Regions from separate parts of the Mus musculus genome. Here all the other regions are linked to region 1. Evidence: chromatin loops called from intact Hi-C (ENCODE). Cell type or tissue: heart. All regions are shown on one strand. Region 1 has its middle 26 kb from the start of Slc28a3. Region 2 holds the start of 4930528D03Rik (RIKEN cDNA 4930528D03 gene). Region 3 overlaps Spata31d1d (spermatogenesis associated 31 subfamily D, member 1D). Region 4 has its middle 20 kb from the start of Tut7.

What was found. A loop is a pair of places that touch in the nucleus more often than their neighbours do. Peaks named below come from ENCODE experiments on the same cell type or tissue, not always from the same donor. Only the 100,000 strongest peaks of a DNase experiment are listed, where the experiment ranks them.
Region 2: a loop joins it to region 1, with 4 times the contacts of the local background. A loop is called at or near these places in 9 of 42 quality-filtered maps.
Region 3: a loop joins it to region 1, with 5 times the contacts of the local background. A loop is called at or near these places in 9 of 42 quality-filtered maps.
Region 4: a loop joins it to region 1, with 11 times the contacts of the local background. A loop is called at or near these places in 15 of 42 quality-filtered maps.

The regions. Positions count from the first base shown.
Region 1 is chr13:58,636,076-58,638,575 of GRCm38, reverse strand. No RefSeq gene overlaps it. Among named protein-coding and RNA genes, the nearest start is that of Slc28a3, 26 kb to the right of the region's middle. In heart, a CTCF peak has its summit at 1,041 (motif pointing left); no DNase peak of the experiment used is centred here; H3K27me3 peaks cover 999 bases.
Region 2 is chr13:59,732,926-59,735,425 of GRCm38, reverse strand. 4930528D03Rik (RIKEN cDNA 4930528D03 gene) reads right to left here and starts at 1,776. Exons shown (of 3, transcript NR_045977.1): 1 at 1,718-1,776; 2 at 588-1,490. In heart, no CTCF peak of the experiment used is centred here; a DNase peak (open chromatin) is centred at 1,005.
Region 3 is chr13:59,727,625-59,730,124 of GRCm38, reverse strand. It overlaps Spata31d1d (spermatogenesis associated 31 subfamily D, member 1D), which reads left to right. Exons shown (of 4, transcript NM_177711.3): 4 at 708-2,500. Among named protein-coding and RNA genes, the nearest start is that of Spata31d1d, 2.9 kb to the left of the region's middle. In heart, no CTCF peak of the experiment used is centred here; a DNase peak (open chromatin) is centred at 1,524; H3K27ac peaks cover 1,106 bases.
Region 4 is chr13:59,841,468-59,843,967 of GRCm38, reverse strand. No RefSeq gene overlaps it. Among named protein-coding and RNA genes, the nearest start is that of Tut7, 20 kb to the right of the region's middle. In heart, a CTCF peak has its summit at 980 (motif pointing left); DNase peaks (open chromatin) are centred at 957, 1,437, 1,577 and 2,007; H3K4me3 peaks cover 414 bases; H3K27ac peaks cover 582 bases.

The DNA of each region.
Region 1 (2,500 bases):
ACACAGCCATCTTTATCCTGCCCAGGACTGGGGAGACATGAGCTTAGAGATCTCCACCCAGACTCCAGAGGGTGGAGTAACCTTTATCTGAAGTTTTTGGGACCAGCATGCTTTTCTTCCTTTCTTTCTTCCTTCCTTCCTTTCTTTCTTTCTTTCTTTCTTTCTTTCTTTCTTCCTTTCTGCGTTTAGAATGTTTGCATATACATCATGTGTATCTTGGGAATGTGGCTCAGGGGCACACAAAATTCATTTAAAGAAAAAAATATATATATATACACACACACATATGTATCCTAAAGATATATACTTTTTATATATACACTTTTTTTCTCCTTTGGAGACATGTTCTTCTCCCTGTGTATCTCTGGCTGATCTGGTATTCACAAAGATCCTCCTACATCTGCCTCCAGAGTATTGGAATTAAAAGTGTGCACCACCACTCCTGGCTGGGTGGCTGGTCTTGTCTCTGAGACTGCATAACCACATAGCATTATCATTGAGAAATTCACACTTGAGAACCACACAATCAAGTTATAATAAATAAATAAATAAATAAATAAATAAATAAATAAAATCTCATTAACATTTAAAGTAAGTTTGTTATTTGTGACTGTATTCATAACTGCCCTTGGGGAGCTACCTGCAAAAGATCAGAGCCTCATTCAGGTGGCTATGATTAATCCCCCCAGCTGTCCACAGTGCAGGTTACTTGCTTGGGCTCTGGGGCCTCACGCCCTTTCTGAGCATGCTTGCCCTGTTGATACAATTTTGCTTTTCCCTCCTGGGCTTTCACATAGTATGCAGTCCCCAAGAGCCCGGCTTCTCCCTCTGACTCTTGACTGTAAGGAGGAAAGAAGACAATCAGGAGCCAGAAGGTATCAGTTACAGCCATTATTTTCCACTCAGGGTCTTATTTTGCATCTTTGTCTAATATCCATAAATTGAAACTTGAGGGATGGTCCAAAAACATTCCCAGAAGAGGTTTCACTGTAGTGGAGTCCGGCGCCCTGCGTCAAACAAAGTGAAACACTGCCACCAAGTGGTCTTTTCGAGTCATCACAGGTCAGGCTTCTTCCCTTCCGGAGGCACCTGCCTCCTCCAGGAAAAGATAGAATTTGAAAAGCCGGGCGTGGTGGTGCACGCCCATCACTCGGGAGGCAGAGGCAGGCGGATTTCTGAGTTCGAGGCCAACCTGGTCTACAAAGTGAGCTCCAAGATAGCCAGAGCTATAAAGAGAAACCCTGTCTCAAAAAAAAAAAAAAAAAAAAAAAAAAAAGAATTTGAAAGATCAGTTGGGATAAACAAAGCCCTTCCCTTCTTTCTTATTTATATTCATAGACATATATTCTCAGTGCTCGACTTGTAAACATTAATAGCTCATTCCATTCCTAAACCCTTGTGCTTTGTTTTGTTTTGTTTCGTTTCATTTTGTAAAGCCAGGTATGGTAGTGTATATCCCAACGCTGGGAAGGGAGAGATAGGCAGCTCCTTGGGGCTCAATAGCCGGGCCAGTCTTGCATGCTCAGCCCCAGAACACTGAGACACTCTGTGGCGGATGGCTCCTGGGGAATGAGACCCAAGGTTATCCTCTGGCCTCTACACACAAATACATGCCATATTTACCTTCACATACACACAGAAAACTGAGGGGAAAGGAATAGGGGGAGAGAGGGGGTAGAAGAGGGAGGGAGAGGAGGAAGGTAGAAAGAGCACTCGGTAGAGATCCCTTTGATCTCTGTCTGCAGAGCTCTGCGTGCTGCTGATGCTAACTAAAAGCCTGCATCAGGTCTTTAGCCCCATGCCTGGGCTTTCCCCAGCGTGCTCTCCTGTCCCTAGTCTTAAAGGGCTCAGAGTTCTGTGTCACCTTAGCATTCTCTACAAACCAGACTCGGCCACAACCAAGGTCTGAGACTGAGTTCTGAAACGCCCCCAAGGCCCTTGGGTTTGAAAAGCCCTGAACACTGCCCACAGGATGAAACATCACTGAAGTGGCTTCAGTTGTTCAAAGGACATGGATGTCCTCACCCTGGAGATTTCCCCGTGCCTTGCTGTGAGGCTCCACTGTACGCACAGTGTATGGTTCCATCTTAAGCGCAAACTCAGGAGCAGGATGGCCTGGCCCCTTGCTGTTTGCATAAACAATACATCTGTGGGCGGTACACACACACAAGTCAGAGTGATAAATAACTCATTGGAAGTAAAAGAAAGGAGCTATCTTATGAATTTACTGGAACAAAATGGGAGTGTATGAGCACATGGGTATGTAAAAAGCGTATGAAGAAATCCAAGCCCAAAAACTCCCAAAACAACCAGACAGTGATGGGTACAGCACCCTCACCTAGACCTGTAAAGAGGGGGGCCTAACCTGTGATAGCGATGGTCTTCACTGGCCTGTCCTCTGACTCTGCCTTGTGTGCATCACAGGCTGAGAACTCCTGCCTGCCCCAGAAGCTTCAGGTCTGCTCAGTCCTAGCCCTCAGTAGTGGGATGACCTACCTAC
Region 2 (2,500 bases), 1.1 Mb before region 1:
GACCCAGCATGATGGGGAGTGGCTTATGAACCCTCATCCCTTCTGAGGAGCGACTGAGAGCTGATGGCTGGCAGAGAAAGGACAATCCCTTTCTGGGGGGGGGGGGGTTGTGGGAGGAGTTGTGGGAGGAGTTGTGGGAGGAGTTGGGAGAGAGGATTGGGAAGGAACTGGAGGTGAAAGAAATGATGCAAGCATCATATACACGCATAAATATTAAATAACACACTCAGTTTTTAAAATAGAAGACAAAAGATAGTAACCTCTGATCCCACCACATACATGCACACACATGCACATACATCTGAACACAGGTGTGCACATACATCTACCCACAAATACATGCACACACATCTCCAAACCCTACAAAAAAAAAAAAAAGAGCTCTTTCTTTTAAAAGGTGTAATCTTAGTCGTTGGAGGGAATCACTGCCCCAACTTAGGACTCAGTATGTCAAACAGGGATCTAATATACTAATCTAAGATCCAGGAGCTGGGAGGTGGGCTAGTTAGTTGGTTAAAGTGCTTGCAGCACAGGCACAAGAGCCTGGATCTAACCCCCAATACCCACCAGGCCTAAGAAATACTCACTAGGACGATGATAGCATCTTCAACAGACAGAGTGTGTCTACATGTAGAACGTTAAACTAGATCCCCATCTTCTCACCCCACACACCAGGAAGCTGCAAATGCATCAAGAGTCTCAATGTAAGACTTTGAAACACTGTAACCCAAATCCTTGTAGTCCAAAGTTGCACACTGTCCTTCTGTCACCCTGATGCACCTTACCAATTGCAGTCTGTCCTTGATGTTTCTGATAAGTGAGTCTGCCCAGTGCCCACACTTGTAGTCTCCCCTCCCCCAGTCTGAAACCTGCTTGCTCAGGGGTGGAGCTTGCCAGCTCAATCGTTCTGCCACGCCCACTGCTGGAACCTGCAGCTTTGCTGTTCCGAAGCCATCACGTGATCACCCTGCTACTGGACTCCAAGATTATTTGGCGGGAATTGGGCCCCTCCCACTTCCTTTATAACTGAGTGCCGAAATAGTAAAAATTGAACCTTGAGCAGAGAGCTTTGTCTTGGTTCCTTCCTTATCTCGCGCAGCCCAGCCCCTCTTCTCTTCCAGGTTTCCAAAATGCCTTTCCAGGCTAGAACCCAGGTTGTGATCTACTGGTCAGACACAACACACACTCACATGATCCCATCAGTGGGAAGGACATCCCACGAGCCATTCAGAACATCCCGCACCCACACCCACCCCACACCCTAGTTATGGTAGCTTGAATATGCTTGGCCCATAGGGAGTGACACTCTTAGGAGGCATGGCCTAGTTGGAGGAAGTGTGTCACTGCAGGGGTGGGTGGGCTTTCAGACCATTAGTCTTCTCCTGGCTGCCTTCATATCAGGATGTAGGACTCTCCACTTCTCCAGTGCCATGCCTGCCTGGATGCTGCCATGCTTTCCACCATGATGATAATGGACTGAAGCTCTGAAACTGTAAGCCAGCCCCCATTAAACGCCGTCATTTGTAAAAGTTGTCTTGTGTCATGGTGTCTGTTCACAGCAATGGAAAACCTAACCAAGACACTAATGTTTGCTCCACTACATCACACTAGAGTACCCAACCTGTTCTATACCTGACCCCACAGTACTCAATGTCTCACACTTCCCGTCCCACCCAGCCCAGCTCCTACTGCTCCCCATCTCCGCCTAGCTTCCTACCTTCCGAGCTGCCAGTCAACCAACTTCCACAAGTCACCCTAGTCTGATGCCAAGCAGTTGGACCCCTTTTCCTCTCATGGAGCTCTTGCCCAAATCCCAATTATGAAGTCACATGACCCACCAGCATTCCCATCTCTAGTGTCACAATAGTGCCTGGTGCCACCACTCACTCCAATCCCTACTCTGTAGAATGTCCTGACTTACTCCAGGCTCTCAGTGGTGTCACCCCCTCTAGCTGTGACACCTGTTCTTATAACCTACCTCCTAGCCTTCAACAGTCATTTCTGTTCTCACCATATCTGCATCCGCCTGTCTCCACAGCCTTCCTTGTTCCCTGACACACTATAGTGATGACACATGGTGGCCCTTGCTTGTTCCCCTGTTCACCCCAGTCTTCCCAGTGTGCCAAGTCCTCTATACCTGCTGTGCACACCAAACACACACCAAACCTCACCTCACCTGCTCCTACTCATCCTACCTTCTAGGAAAGCCAGTTCAAAAATCACACTGGTCAGTGTATCAGGCCATGTCCTGCCCCCCCCCCCGTATTGTCACACGCCCATCTCACCCTAGTCTGTGGCCCTCTAGTATGCTATCCTGCTCTGTCCCTAGACCTAGACCTATGACATCTTTTTCGGCCACCTGACCACCAGCCACATCCTAGTCTTCCAGGCTGTCATACTCCCCAGTTCGCCCTCTTCCACTCAGAGTACCCCATCATCAACATACACTGCTAGCCTACTCTGCCATTCCACTTGTTAGCCTAGTCTTCCCAGAAGCCTT
Region 3 (2,500 bases), 1.1 Mb before region 1:
CCGCCTGTCCCCCCAAAACCCCACCCCAAGGTCAATGTGTCCCGGGGACTTAGCATAGCCTACTCTTGTCATGGGAAGGGATAGCTAAAGGAGCAAAGGAATAAGTGTATAAACTGGGGGTATGGGGTGAGACTGCAGCCTCCCTGGTGGCCAAGGACAGAGCAAGAGGAATAAGCACAAAAGCTTCGGGTATCCGCACCCCAAATGGGCTGGTAGACCTTCTTTTTTATGCGTGCTGGTTGTCCTAGTTTTGAATCTGTCGGTGTGATAAAACACCCTAACCAAAAGGGACTTTAAGGAACAAAGGTTTCCTTCAGCCTACACATCCAGACCATGCTCACTTGTTGAGGGAAGTCAAGGCAGGAACTTGAAGGCAGACCTGACTGCTACTGTACACATCATTGCCTCCAAGCAAGGATGTGAGCAACCTACTTCACATCCAAGCACTGTGGGGAGTACTGCTTGCTAGCTCAAGTGGAGGTAGGTTCATAGTCAACTAGTTTTCTTAAACACGGCAGCACCATCTGCCTAGGGATGGGCCGGGCCTTCAAACAGCCAAGACAACCTTCCCGCAGGCCTGTCTTATCTAGGCAATCCCTCCACAGAGTCTCTTCTCTCAGGTAAAGCCTAGGTTATGTCAAGTTGACAGGTAAAGCTAACTGGAACCCAGGTCCTGACTACAGATCTGAACTTTGTGTGTTCTTCAGCCCCTGTGGGCAGCTCTACGACCCCTTCTACTTCCGGCAAGCGCTTTGTCAGGATCCCCGTTGTGATGTGTGCAATGGAGCCACAGTGAAGGTCAGGCGACTGCTCTCATGGGCCAGCCTAGAAGACTGCTCTGCCTCTGCATCCAGTATGGCTTCCATGGCCTCCACAGCTTCTGTGACTGAGGCCTCATTCACTCTCTCTTCTTCCCTCTCCCCAAGCCCTTCGGGATATCAGCTCTCATCTTTTTCAGTTGCACCTTCTCCCCCTCCTCCCTCCATTCTCTCAACTAGCACGTTCACCCCCTTGGAAGACACCCTTTTGGGCACACCACAGGGTGACTCTCTGCCACCAGAGCCCACTCTCACAAGCACTGGTTTCCCACTGGATCACCTCCTACCTCACCCACTTCCCAAGTCTCCTTCCGTGGCACATCCTGCAGCTCAGCAAACAGAAGGGCCTTTAAGACCGGAAGACATTCTCTCCTTGGCTGGCAGCCATGGTGACCAGTTTCTCCATGCAACAACAACTTGTGATGCCTTGCCAGTGTCCTACCAGCAGCAGCCTGGTGCTCAGAGCTCCTCCCCATCCCAGTTAAAATGCTTAGTTAACCAAGAGATACCCAACCACTGCTCTTCTGAAGATTTTTGGCGGGGACAAGCCTCACCCCATTTCACAGTGCCCCAGAAAGTCCTGAAAATACTTGAGAGACAAGAGGAAAGCCAGGCTGACGTTCTTACACTGAAGGACAGGGAAGGAGAAGCAGAACCAACTGCTGAGCAGAACCTAGGAGCCTCCTTTCCCCTAGGGGGCAGCAGAGTCATACTCAGCGAGCTCAATCCTCAGCAGGGGCTTGCTCAAGTGCAGAGCTCTGGGGGCCAGTTAGAGGCCATGCCCATGCAGCACTTCTGGGGCCTCCCTTATCTCCACAGCGAGTCCATGAGCTGTATCACTACACTGTCATCTCACTGCTCTTCCATGTGCATCTGGTTCAACAGGACCACAGACTCCCCGGCCCTGGCTCCCCCCTCACCTCTGCCCTTGCCTGAGAGACAATCACAGACCTTGACTCAATCTCAGTACCAGAGCATCCAGCTTGCCACACCCCACTCCCAGCTTCAAACACTCCCAGGGCCGTCACCGTCCTCTCAATCTCAGGTTAGGGTTTGCGGTGTGTATTTCCGCAGATCCCAGGAGGCAAAAGCTCTATTGCAATCGGAAATCCACCACCTAGAGTACAACATGATGGCGAAAGACCCGGAGAGGGAGTGGGCTTTACCCTCTGTGGTCCAAAAACCTCAGGAAGAACTTTCCCTCCTTCCTTCAAAGCTCTCCCTGGCCATAAAGTCCTCCAAGCTCCAAACTCCCAGGTCCGTTCCTCCTAGAGACTTCCCCCTGGCTGACGGGTTCCAGAAGATGTTCGAGCAGCACCTTCGAAAGAGGCTCATCCTACAGCGCTGGGGCCTGCCTCAGGGGATCTATAAGTCGCAGCTGTGGGCAAATCCTGACCCTTCAGAAGCATCTAAGAGCAGCTCTGGGCTCTCTGGCTTTAAGCACAAAGACAACAAAGCCTGGCCCAACACTGTGTCGAACCAATCTGGAAGCCCCCAAGAGAAGTCTGTTTCTGTAGAGAGAAAAACAGTAAAAGCACACGAACAGACTCTAGAGATTATCCAAAAATATATCTGCAGTAACTCCAAGACTGCTCTAGACAACAGCCTGCCATCTGACCATGAGAACCTACAGGGCCACTCAGGCAGTCTGTCAGATCAATCTTCAGAGACCTCACAGGTAA
Region 4 (2,500 bases), 1.2 Mb before region 1:
TTTATGTTCCTTCCACCACTATCCCACACCCTTAAAATCTATTCCCACACATATTCCCCAGACTTCTGCTTAAATGGATTAGCAAACTCATTAAGCTCTTTAGGAGTGTAACACATTTCCTCATGGACTACACTTTCTACCTCCCCTCTAGGGGCCTGCCTTACCTTGAGTCTATAGTCTATAGTCTAGTCTATAGGTCTAGAGGCAATGATTGGTGAGCCTTGAGGAACATCAATATTGTCTTGCCTGGCATTCTCTTCAGAGAAAGTCACTGCTGGTTTATCTAATAATAAAGGATTAATTTCCTCAGGTGAAAAGGGCAATATTTCAAGGGGTGGGACTGAAAGTATTGCATCCTCAGGTGAGGTAGACCCTTGAGGATCTGAGAGTTCAAAGTTCTCAGCTTCAATAGGGTCCTTCCACACATTCCCATTCCAAGTTATAGGATCCCAGTCTTTGCCAATTAATGACCTTACTTTAACTGCTGCTGACACCCTCTGAGGCTCAGACTTGATTTTTGTAGTAATTCAGCCATCTTTTTGAGGGCTTCTGTTTGATCTTCCACAACTTGAGCTCTAGGGCTACTGGCAAGGAGATTCTCTTCAAGAGCACACTTAGAAACCTTTAGATGCCTATTCCAGATCCGTACCTTCCTTCCTTCTTCCATTGTCCTTATGTAGGTCTCCAGCAGAAGGTATGGCCTGGATTGTGTGCCTCAAGATCTGAAGTAAAGGCTGTGTCATCCCACCTCAAGCGCTGGATGAAAAACCCCTGTCCTCAGCCTCAAGATGCAGATTAAAGGCATGTTGTCTTTCTGCTTCAAGATCCGGATCACAGGTGTGCCCTCCATTTCCGTATTGTAGTTCATTCCTGATATAGTCAAATTGACCACGGTCCTGTTCCTTCTTAAACCGCAGGAACCCAACCCTGGATACTAAGTAACATGGTTTGCCAATTGGCATGATTTGCTGCCACCTCGTGGTTGCTATAAGTACTGCTACTATGAACACATGCAAATGCTCCTTTGGGGATTCTGCCTCCTGCATTTTGGGGATTTAGATCAAAAACGGAGTTATTAGGCCATATGATTGTTCCATATTTAACTTTTTGAGGAATTATTAATTAGTTCTCTGAACAAAGAAGTTTGAGGGCAGGTCCTGGGCATGGATAGTTTGTTTCCTGTTCTCACATGCTCTCACATAGTAACAAACTGGGATCTGGTCGTGGTAGCTTTCCACCCCATCCCCACCTGGCTCACTGTGTCAGGTCGCATGGGCTGCTAGCTCATCTGACACATCAGGCACATGTCCTCTGCCTCAAACCTTCCCCAGACACACCCTGGGCCCACAGTGGACTTCCTTGGATATAGCCGATGTCACTGTAACCGGAGGAAATGAAGACATTCCAAAGAACACTTGTCTCTCGGTCTGTCAGACTACTGAAACAATGGAGCCCAAAGCAGTGGGAATTTCTCTGGAGCCCCACGCAGGGAAAGAGACACACCTCACTTGACTCCCAGAAGAGAATTCACACAGTTCTAACATCTTGTCAAACTACCTCAGGAGACTGAAGCCCGGGCTCCGAGTCAGTGGTGGGCGGGACCTCACTTTGATTGACACTGCTTAAGTGCACACATCCTCTGCCCTTTATTTAAACTTTGATCTCACTTCTGCACCCTGAGGACGGGCTTGAGGAATCTGCTGGACCTTTGTCCCTCTTTCCAATATGGCCACACTTAATGACAACCCTTATTCTGCTTTTGGTTATTAACTCTAACAATGTGACTCTTTTTAACTGACTTACTGGAACTGGGTGGCTAAATGTGGTTTGGGGCACAGGTTGTTACCCCTCCCCCTGGGGGAAGCCACATGTGCCGTTGCAGAGTGGCGCTGGCTACCACTGGCCACTGCCCATGATTATGGGTAAACAACCAATGTGCGCATGTGCATAAGAGGTTTTTGCCGAGTCACTGCCTGGCCCGACACATATTAATGAGGTACTGGTAGCATAACCAATCAGGTATGGACACGTCACTCCTAGGCCTATATAAGCAGCACCATTTCTGGGCTCAGGGTCTTTCGCTTATGCAATCAATGCTCTCCCAATAAACGTGTGCAGAAGGATCCTATTGTGGCGTCGTTCTTGCTGGCGAGACGGGCGCTCACATCCCCCTCCGAGCTCAATAACACCCTGACCACCCTAACTAAGGTAAGTCTGAGAAAGCGTGGGCCATCCAGGGAACCACGCCCTAGGAAGGTAAGAACATCCCACCCCCATCCACGCTGGGGTTCAAGGTAGTCTGACTCCAGTCACATATTAATTATCCAGCCTTACTTCCCTATCTGTGTGACCCCTGACACATGGTATGATTTATACCTCAGAGCACACAGGTCACACACTAACTAAGTTTCCATTTCCTCGGGATGCAAGACTTCCATTCTCCCTTCCTCCCCAGAAGGGACCTTAAAGAGAGGACACCTTGCTTTGTCTCTTGGGGTTG